Regions from separate parts of the Homo sapiens genome. Here region 1 is linked to region 2. A link is a contact called in ENCODE Hi-C or POLR2A ChIA-PET data. All regions are on one chromosome and are shown on one strand. Each heading gives the region's core, a stretch centred on a gene start or an enhancer-like site at or near the end of the contact. The rest is flanking DNA. Distances are from core to core; before and after follow the strand shown.

Region 1 (4,492 bases), core at 1,144-3,643, 250 kb after region 2:
ACTGATTTTTTTTTTTTTTTGAGATGGAGTTTCGCTCTGTCGCCCAGGCTGGAGTGCAATGGCGCAATTTCGGCTCACTGCAACTGCCACCTCCCAGGTTCAAGGGATTCTCCTACCTCAGCCTCCCAAGTAGCTGAGATTACAGGTGCCCGCCACCACGCCTGCCTAATTTTTGTAGTTTTTAGTAGAGACAGGTTTCACCATGTTGGCCAGGCTGGTCTCGAGCTCCTGACCTTAGCAGCCCACCTCAGCCTCCCAAAATGCTGGGATTACAAGAGTGAACCACTGCACCCGGCCGAATTTCTTCGTAAAAATTTGGCTTTGCTTTTTAAAATCATACACAGAAGAAAGGCAGAACATGACCTCTCCTTTATAGACAATGAACTTGTCTGATATGATCATTGTTACCAACTCATTAGCTGAAACTTGTCAGGATTTTTGATGAGTGCTCCAAACAATCTTGTCCTTTGTACTACTGTACTATCTCACATCCAATTACTAACCAGGCCTAACCCTGCTTAACTTCTGAGGTCAGGTGCGTTCAGGGTGGTTCTGGCCATAGACCACTGCACTGTCAAACGTGAGGTAGATGGCAATGAGTATATGCAGAAGTATGATTTAGAGATGTGGGAATTCAGTGCGAAAATGTGGTTGTGAATTAAACAATGGTAATGCAGTGTTAATTATTGTCTCCTAAATACAGTTTCAGACTTTAAGAGTTATTCTCTTTAAACAACCGCAAGAAACCCCCCCACAAAACCCAACTCTTGCATAGTTTGGTGAAGGGGTGGGGTGGGAGGAGTGCTATCATTTTTCATACACCTACTTGGTGCCAAGAGCTTTGTATATTCTATCTCATAGAATCTTTACATGATCCTAAGGGGTTAGTAGTTTTAAGCCTATTTTACAGGCAAGGAAACTGAAATACAGATTAAGTAATTTGCCTAAGGCCATTGACTGAGTCCATGGTAGAGCTAGGGTTCAATACTTGTTTCTCTGACTCTGGAGAAAAAAATGTTCTTTCCACACATCATGGTGGTAGAATTTCATTTTGGGAATGAGCTCAGATGCTAAAAAATTCCTTTCTTTGTAATTGTAGCTGGATTCAAGGTTGTCTTACTTTCTAAAATGATGGTTCTTACTAGTGTAAGGATTGGTACCCTATATTTTTGTTTCATTTGGCATTGCCTCAAGGGTCCTCCTGAAAGTGCAGTTGGCAAACATTTATTTTTATAAGATATATACACATACATAATACATATTCTCCCACCCAGTTCACCGTCACCACAAAACTTGAGAACATCTTGAAAATAACTGGTGATCCTCTGAATGGCTCCAAATCAAGACCCAAATTACTTCATTACTTTTCTAAATACTTGTGCAATATAAATGGGCTGTGAACACTCAGTCAAGTAAAGGGAAATTTCCTGCCGCTTTTTTTTCTTTTTCTTTTTTTCATTTGGGCTGATGAGAAATAAGAATAAATCCTCTTAGAGTTAATAATGTGAAAACCAAAGCTTTCAAAAGCAGCTCAAAGGCAGCGGTTGGTATTGCACACTTTATTTAGGAACATTTTCCTACAACTGCTTCCTTCTCCTTTCTTCTTCTTCTTTCTTCAACTTCTGTTGGGCCCGCAGAAATTGTAGTTGTCTTATGTTAAAATTCTGGTGACCAGTTAAGGGGCAAACATCAGGCTTAGCAATTGGTATCTGTACTAAGCAGTGACAGAAATCACGATTAAGCTGTGATGCACATAAAGGCAGATGCTGTGGCATATTCAGCATGGTATGCTCCCTGCACTGAGCACACAGTAAGTGTTCAAGAAATGCTTACTGGAAGAATTAATTAGTGAATTGCAGCTTATCAAAGATCACTTGGACTCATAGGGAATATAAAATCAGAGTCTGTTGGATAAGACAGCCATCTGTGTCCAAGTTATGGAGACCTTTCCAACCAGTTACTTCCTGGAGTTTCACTGAGGGATAAACTGAGCCTTCGAAGCATCTAGGAGCTGACAATCTAGCAGTCACTATCAGGCATGTTGCAACAAACACCCAGATGGCCCTGGTGACGGGAGAATTCTACTCTTCTGAAAATCAAAAAGTATTGATTGGCTCAAAGAGTGAGGAGGAACACATATTCAGTTAAAAATATAAGCTCTCCAGAATGTTTTGAGGGGAAATGTTAAGTTTTGGTTGACTTGGGATCTGATTTTAGATTGCTGATAAGACAAAATGTATGTTCTAACTGTTGGGTGCATAGTAGGGTTGCTTTGGAACAGTGTCTTGTGTTGATGAGTAATTCTGCGCCTTGAACCTGTGCCACCACAATTTCAGTTAAAGGCTTACAAGTCCTATCAGCTTCTCAGAACATTTTTTTTTTTTCAAAACCACTTTTGTGTTTTCTGAACCAGAAATCTGCTTTAGTGCTTAGCAGGTTTCATGTTTCAGAACTGTACTTTTAGAGTGTCTCTAGACAACACTGAAAGGCACACAGAGAGAAATGTTGATGTGGCTGGGTGCTTGGTTTGTTCCCCGTCTTGGTTGGCGGTTCGGGGTGGGGTGGTGGAGGGGGAGGGTTAAGAATTATAGCAGGTGTCTGCTGGCTGAGAGGTCAGTAAACAATTCCAGATGCTTTGAAGGATCTAGAATTTCCAGCAGCTTGGCTCTGGTTGACATTTAAAAATTAACATACTTAATCCTCTAATCATATATGATCACCCCCAACAAAAGTGATAGAGGGTCTCCCTTAGATAAAAAATTGGAATTAATATGTACTTTAAAAGTAGATCTAGTTTTAAAAACTAGATGGTGTTACAAGTACAGTAATGAAAGCCATTTTCTTTCATTTTTATTTGAAAAACAATCTTATACATCAGAAAGCTTAGTAAATTAATTCATTGTCTTTGTTTTGGAATTTCCTAAACTGAGTAGATAGACGGTGAGCATCACGATAGCCAAAGACTGTAACTGAAGGCCAAGAATACTCTGAGGTTGGATTTTAGGGCACTAGGAAGGGCTGCTAATAACGACACTCTTTAAAAACTCTCACTTTCTCCCTGTAATAATTATAAGAATAATATGTCTGACATTTTTAAAAAAAGACTTTAGAATGGGAGTTTTCATAATTTAAATCAGACAAGAAAAACAATAAAACGAACTTAGGCCATAGAAGTCTAGGAGCCAATTCTAACAAGAACAAACTTATAAAACAAAGCCTTCAGAATAGAAGCCTAAGTTGATAGATTTAATTTTCAACAAAAAAAGAACATCTACATTCTTCTGCACTAAACTGTGAACTCCATCATAGCAGGGATGAAGCCCACATGAGACATGGCAGGTACTGAACAAATATTTGTTGAATAATTAAAATAAAACAATCTTCCTGTTCCAAGGAGATCACCTTGGGAGGCTATACAATTATTCTACTCATTGCTCAAAATACTTTTGGGAGGTTTTTTTTTGGAAATTGCCACTAGAGCAAGAGCTCTATCCATGGATAGAAATAAGGATGTGTGAGTTTCATCAGAGAAATAATTACATCTTTATTTTCACTAACTTCTTTTTTTTTTTTTTTTGAGACGGAGTCTCATTCTGTCACCCAGGCTGGAGTGCAGTGGCACCATCTCGGCTTACTGCAACCTCCACCTCCTGGGTTCAAGAGATTCTCCTGCCTCAGCCTCTCTAGTAGCTGGGACTACAGGTGCGAGCCACCACGCCCGTTGAATTTTTGTATTTTTAGTAGAGATGGGCGTCACCATATTGGCCAGGCTGGTCTTGAACTCCTAGACCTCATGATCCGCCTGCCTTGGCCTCCCAAAGTGCTAGGATTACAGGCGTGAGCCACTGCGCCCGGCCTATTTTCACTAACTTCTAATTGAAATTTAACATCTTTTTCAATTATGAATATAGGCAACAACCCACAGTAGTATAAACAGTACCTGTGACTTTGCCACCTCTATAAATTATAGGTACAGTGCTATTACATTAGTGATTGCAGATCACTACATGTCTCACTACTTCAACAATTGTAGCAGTTTGTGCTCCTACCATCAAATCTTATTTAACGCATTAATAAACAACCTTATATGTTATTATCATAAATTTGGTCTTTAAAATGTTTTCTAGCCTTGGCAACATGGTGAAACTCTGCCTCTACAGAAAAAAAAAAAATTAGTTGGGTATGGTGGTATGCGCCTGTAGTCCCAGCTACTTGGGAGGCTGAGGTGGGAGAGTCACTTGAGCCTGGGAGGCAGAGGTTGCAGTGAACTGAGATTGCACCACTGCACTCTGGCCTCACAGAGTGAGACCCCGTCTCAATAAATAAATAAATAGGCTGGGCGTGGTGCCTCACACCTGTAATCCCAGCCCTTTAGGAGGCCAAGGTGGATGAATCATTTGAGGTCAGGAGTTCGAGACCAGCCTGGCCAACATGGTGAAATCCCGCCTCTACTAAAAAATACAAAAATTAGCCACGTGTGGCGGTGGGTGCC
Region 2 (4,218 bases), core at 623-3,122:
TGGGAGGTGGTAAAGAATAGGGTATAAAAGCATGGGCTTTGGAGTCCAGCAGCCCCGGGTTCAAATCTTTGCTCTTCCACAAGATACCATTAACCTTGGGCAAGTTACCTAACTTCTCTGAAGATTAGCTACTCGTAAAATGGAGCTATTATATAATAATACCTACCTCACAGAGCTGTAGTGAAGATTAAATGAGATCATGTATGTAAAATGCTTTGTCTGGTGCTAATTATTACTATTGTCATTATTATTATTATTATTATTATTATTATTATTATTATTAATTTTTGAGATGGAGTTTCGCTCTTGTTGCCCAGGCTGGAGTGCAATGGTGTGATCTCAGCTCACCACAACCTCCACCTCCTAGGTTCAAGCAATTATCCTGCCTCAGCCTCCTGAGTAGCTGGGATTACAGGCATGTGCCACCACACCAGGCTCATTTTGTATTTTTAGTAGCGACGGGGTTTCTCCATGTTGGTCAGGCTGGTCTCGAACTCCTGACCTCAGGTGATCCACCTGCCTCAGCCTCCCTAAGTGCTGGGATTACAGGCGTGAGCCACTGCTCCTGGCTTATTGTCATTCTTAATAAAATTTCTGATTGATCAAATTTCTGTTAGACACAGATTATCGACTTTAAAAATATTATAAAATACACTTTAAAGTTATGCTAAATTCACTTAGGTTTTTTTTGGCTTTGTGTCAGATACGACTGTGTGATCATCAATTATAAGGGTCCTAGATCAGGTATTGGCACACTGCAGCTTGCAGGTTAAATCTGGTTGGACACTTGTTATTGTAAATGAAGTTTCACTCTAACACAACCACACATATTTGCTCACATATTATTTATGGCTTCTTTTGTGCAACGGTGGCTAAGTTGAATAGTTATGACAGAGACGACCTAGCCCACAAAACCTAAAATCTAAAATATTTGCTATCTGGCTCTTTACAGAGAAACTTTACAGATGCTAGTCCCAGACATAAAAGAAAATAATGTTCTGGATGTGCACGATGGCTCACGCCTGTAATCCCAGCACTTTGAGGCCAAGACGGGTGGATCGCTGAGTTCAGGAGTTCAAGACAAGTCCAGGCAACATAGTGAAACCTTGTTTCTACAAAAAAAAAAAAAAAAAAAATACAAAAATTAGCCAGGCCTGGTGGCATGTGCCTGTAGTCCCAGCTACTTGAGAGGCTGAGGGGGAAGAATCGCTTGAGCCAAAGAGGTTGAGGCTGCAGTGAGCCGAGATTGTACCACTGCACTCCAGCCTGAGTGACAGAGCGAGACCCTGTCTCAAAAACAAACAAAAGAAAGTAATATTCTACAGAATTTTGCTTACTAAAGTGGAGGCAACTGGAGAATGAGAATAATAACTAGAGAATAATAAGATAATTTTTGTAAGTATAACTATCATTAAGTAATAGTTATCATACATTGTCTACTAGTATGTGTCAGGAATTGTGCTAAGATAACATAGGTTTTCCCATTTTAGCCTTGACATGACTCATGATGTAGATGCTGTGAGATCTATTTTATAGACGGCAAAGGGATTCAGGCAAGCTTAGTAATGTGCCCAAGGTCTCTGGAGTGGGATGATTCCAGCTCGGATCTGCAGGATTCCCAACTTGTACCATATCCCACAACCTTAGATGTGTTATTCATAAAGTGACTTGAATTCCGGTCACAGATGCTGTGTGACACTGAACTGGTTATTGACCTGTGCGGGCCTCCACGTTCCCCTCTTGGAATAAGGGCTTGGAATGAGGTTCCTTCTGCTCAGCACGCCCTGGGTTTTGTGAGACCCGAGACAGCAGGCAGCGGTGGCGTGGTCCCAGGCAGGGCATCGGAAAGCCCGGCCACTGTGTCATAAGGCCAGAGGAGGAAGATGGGCCCAAGTTGGGGCAGAGCTCAGGATGGGCCAGGACGGTTGGCAAAGGAGAAGCAGCACCAGCACGTGAGCCCCGGGTGACTGTCTTCATGCAGATCACAAGAAATCAATGGCTTTCACAGTCAAAGCCCCTCCCTGCTTCTTCAAGGAAGGATCTGTGTTTCCCACCACACCTGGGGATGTTTGGAGTAATTGCTCAGAAAGCTCTTGTTGAATGATGGAAGGACCCGGCGATTCGTTTATATTGAGTAGAGTGATGACTTGGAAATTCCCCTTTTGGCGCCCCTTGGTGTGGCCAGGCTTTCCCCTTTCAAGGTTGACTCATGGTTTCCTGGGGCCGGCGCCACGCCCCTGTGGTCTCCGCAGTCTCTGCAGTGCACTTGGCGCTTTAGACCCGGATCTCCCTGCTCCTCAGAGCTCCAGTGTTGGTGAGAAGGAGTGTGGGTTTAGACACCAACACTGGCTTCTTCAGGCCAGGATTTGTGGGCAATCATTTTTTAAAAAAGTGCCTCCAGGGAGATGAGGAAGCTGCAGAAGCAGGCCAGGACAGGGCAGAGGCTGAGATGAAGGTGGGCTTTCAGGGCTGCCAAAACGAAGCACTGCAGACTGGGGGGCTTCAAACAACAGAACTTTATTGTCTCATGGTCCTGGAGGCCAGAAGTCCCACATCAAGGTGCTGGTTGGCCATGCTCCCTAAAGTCTCTAGGGGAGAATCCTTCCTTACCCCTTCCAGCTTGTAGTGGCCCCAGGTATTCCTTGGCTTGTGGTAGCTCCAGTAACTCCCATAAATCCAATCTCTGCTTCAGTCTTCACATGGCTAGCTTCTTGTGTGTCTCTGTTTCCATGCCCAGATTCCTCTTTTCTTATAAAGGGCCCACTGTCTTAACTAATTACATCTGCAATGGCCTATTTCCAAATACAGTCACATTGTGTGGCACTGGGTATATACTTTGGGGGGATACAATTCAACCTGTAACAGGTACAATCTGAGATAAAAGCCCCAGGGAGGGGGGTTCCCACTGGATCTTGCAGGGGACTCTATCTAGAGTGTGAGTGACATCTCATAGTCATCCCAGCCAAGCAAAACACAAGCACACAGTAAGAAGGAAGCTGAGTGGGTCTGGGTGGAGCGCCAACATTGGCTGCTAGAAGAGTCTAGTTACATCTCCAAGGCTCCAGCAGGGACTTTCAGCCAGGACTGGCTGGGTATGCTTCCAGGCGGTGAGCAGGGGAAGGCTGGAAGGAGAAACTCAGAGCCCTAGGGTTAGGTGGGGTCAATCTCCAGGCTCTGTGCTTCTTGCCCCGGCCTCTGCTCCTTCTGTGGCTTCACATTTCCTCCATGCCTCAGTTGTCCTTCTCAGAGTTACCTTTTCAGGTTGACAACTTACCTGGCCTTGCTGCTAGGACTAGCCCCTGGAGTGTCTCATAAGGACCCTGTTTGGGAAAAGGATCCGTCAACTGTGGCTTACAAGAACAAGACTCCTAAATATACACACAGCCTGCTGGGGTTTGTTGCCAAGGAATAGCAGGATGCAGGACCCCTGGTCCCCACCCCAGATTCCTACATGTGGCCTAGGCTTCCAGCTTCAAAAGACTTTTGGGTTTCTTTTTTTTTTTTTTTTTGCAGGACACTTTTGTGCCTGTATCCAGGATCATCTCTGACATTCATTGAAACACTCTTCCTGGCTGGGCGTGGTGGCTCGTGCCTGTAATCCCAGCACTTTGGGAGACCGACTGAGCTGGGCAGATCACTTGAGGTCAGAAGTTTGAGACCAGCCTGGCCAACATGGTGAAACCCCATCTCTACTAAAAATACAAAAAATTAGCCAGGTGTGTTAGCATGTACCTATAGTCCCAGCTACTCGGGAGGCTGAGGCACAAGAATCACTTGAACCCAGGAGGTGGAGGTTGCAGTGAGCCAAGATCATGCCACTGCACTCCAGCCTGGGTGACAGGGCGAGACTCTGCCTCAAAAAAAAAAAAAAAAGAAAGAAAGAAAGAAAAAGAAAAAGAAACGCTTTTCCCATGGATTCGAGTTTTGCAGGTTGAGGAGTGCAACGCTGGTGAGGATTGGGTGAGGGGAGAGCATGCCCTGGAATTTCTGAGCCCCGCCCAGTTTGTACCTTCCACCTCTGCCTTGCTGCACCTCCAAGAGTTCTCTTCTGTGTGTTCGAATATTTTCAGTAAGATCTCTGTCTGATTCTGATTAAGTTCCAGATGTTGGATTGCAAGCCACACACTCAACTTTTCTATTAAATAAATCCTTGTGACCTGTTTCCAGATTATTTTGGCCAGTCCTGCAGAAAATGTTGCCATTTATGTATTGATCCAT

Evidence for each region. Hi-C counts contacts between places; a loop is a spot of excess contacts on that map. ChIA-PET counts read pairs that join two places held with the same protein, here RNA polymerase II (POLR2A). Pooled maps may share reads with other maps.
Region 1: a loop to region 2 is called in a pooled map, with 2.4 times the contacts of the local background. The contact joins two enhancer-like sites. A Hi-C loop is called at or near these places in 2 of 37 single-sample maps with no recorded cell type and 3 of 50 pooled maps. POLR2A ChIA-PET finds 5 or more read pairs at or near these places in 4 of 52 experiments (CD8-positive, alpha-beta memory T cell, GM10248, OCI-LY7 and 1 more).

The regions. Positions count from the first base shown.
Region 1 is chr5:56,146,283-56,150,774 of GRCh38, forward strand. All of the region lies in intron 6 of ANKRD55 (ankyrin repeat domain 55), which reads right to left. It also overlaps the pseudogene RNA5SP184. Among named protein-coding and RNA genes, the nearest start is that of ANKRD55, 85 kb to the right of the region's middle. RefSeq lists a cis regulatory region at 2,188-2,688. Within about 2 kb of position 2,394, at least 4 of the 41 ENCODE cell types and tissues checked have a DNase peak (open chromatin) inside an H3K27ac peak, as active enhancers do.
Region 2 is chr5:55,901,344-55,905,561 of GRCh38, forward strand. All of the region lies in intron 8 of IL31RA (interleukin 31 receptor A), which reads left to right. Among named protein-coding and RNA genes, the nearest start is that of IL31RA, 52 kb to the left of the region's middle. RefSeq lists enhancers at 1,558-2,059, 1,849-2,498, 2,060-2,559. Within about 2 kb of position 1,873, at least 2 of the 41 ENCODE cell types and tissues checked have a DNase peak (open chromatin) inside an H3K27ac peak, as active enhancers do.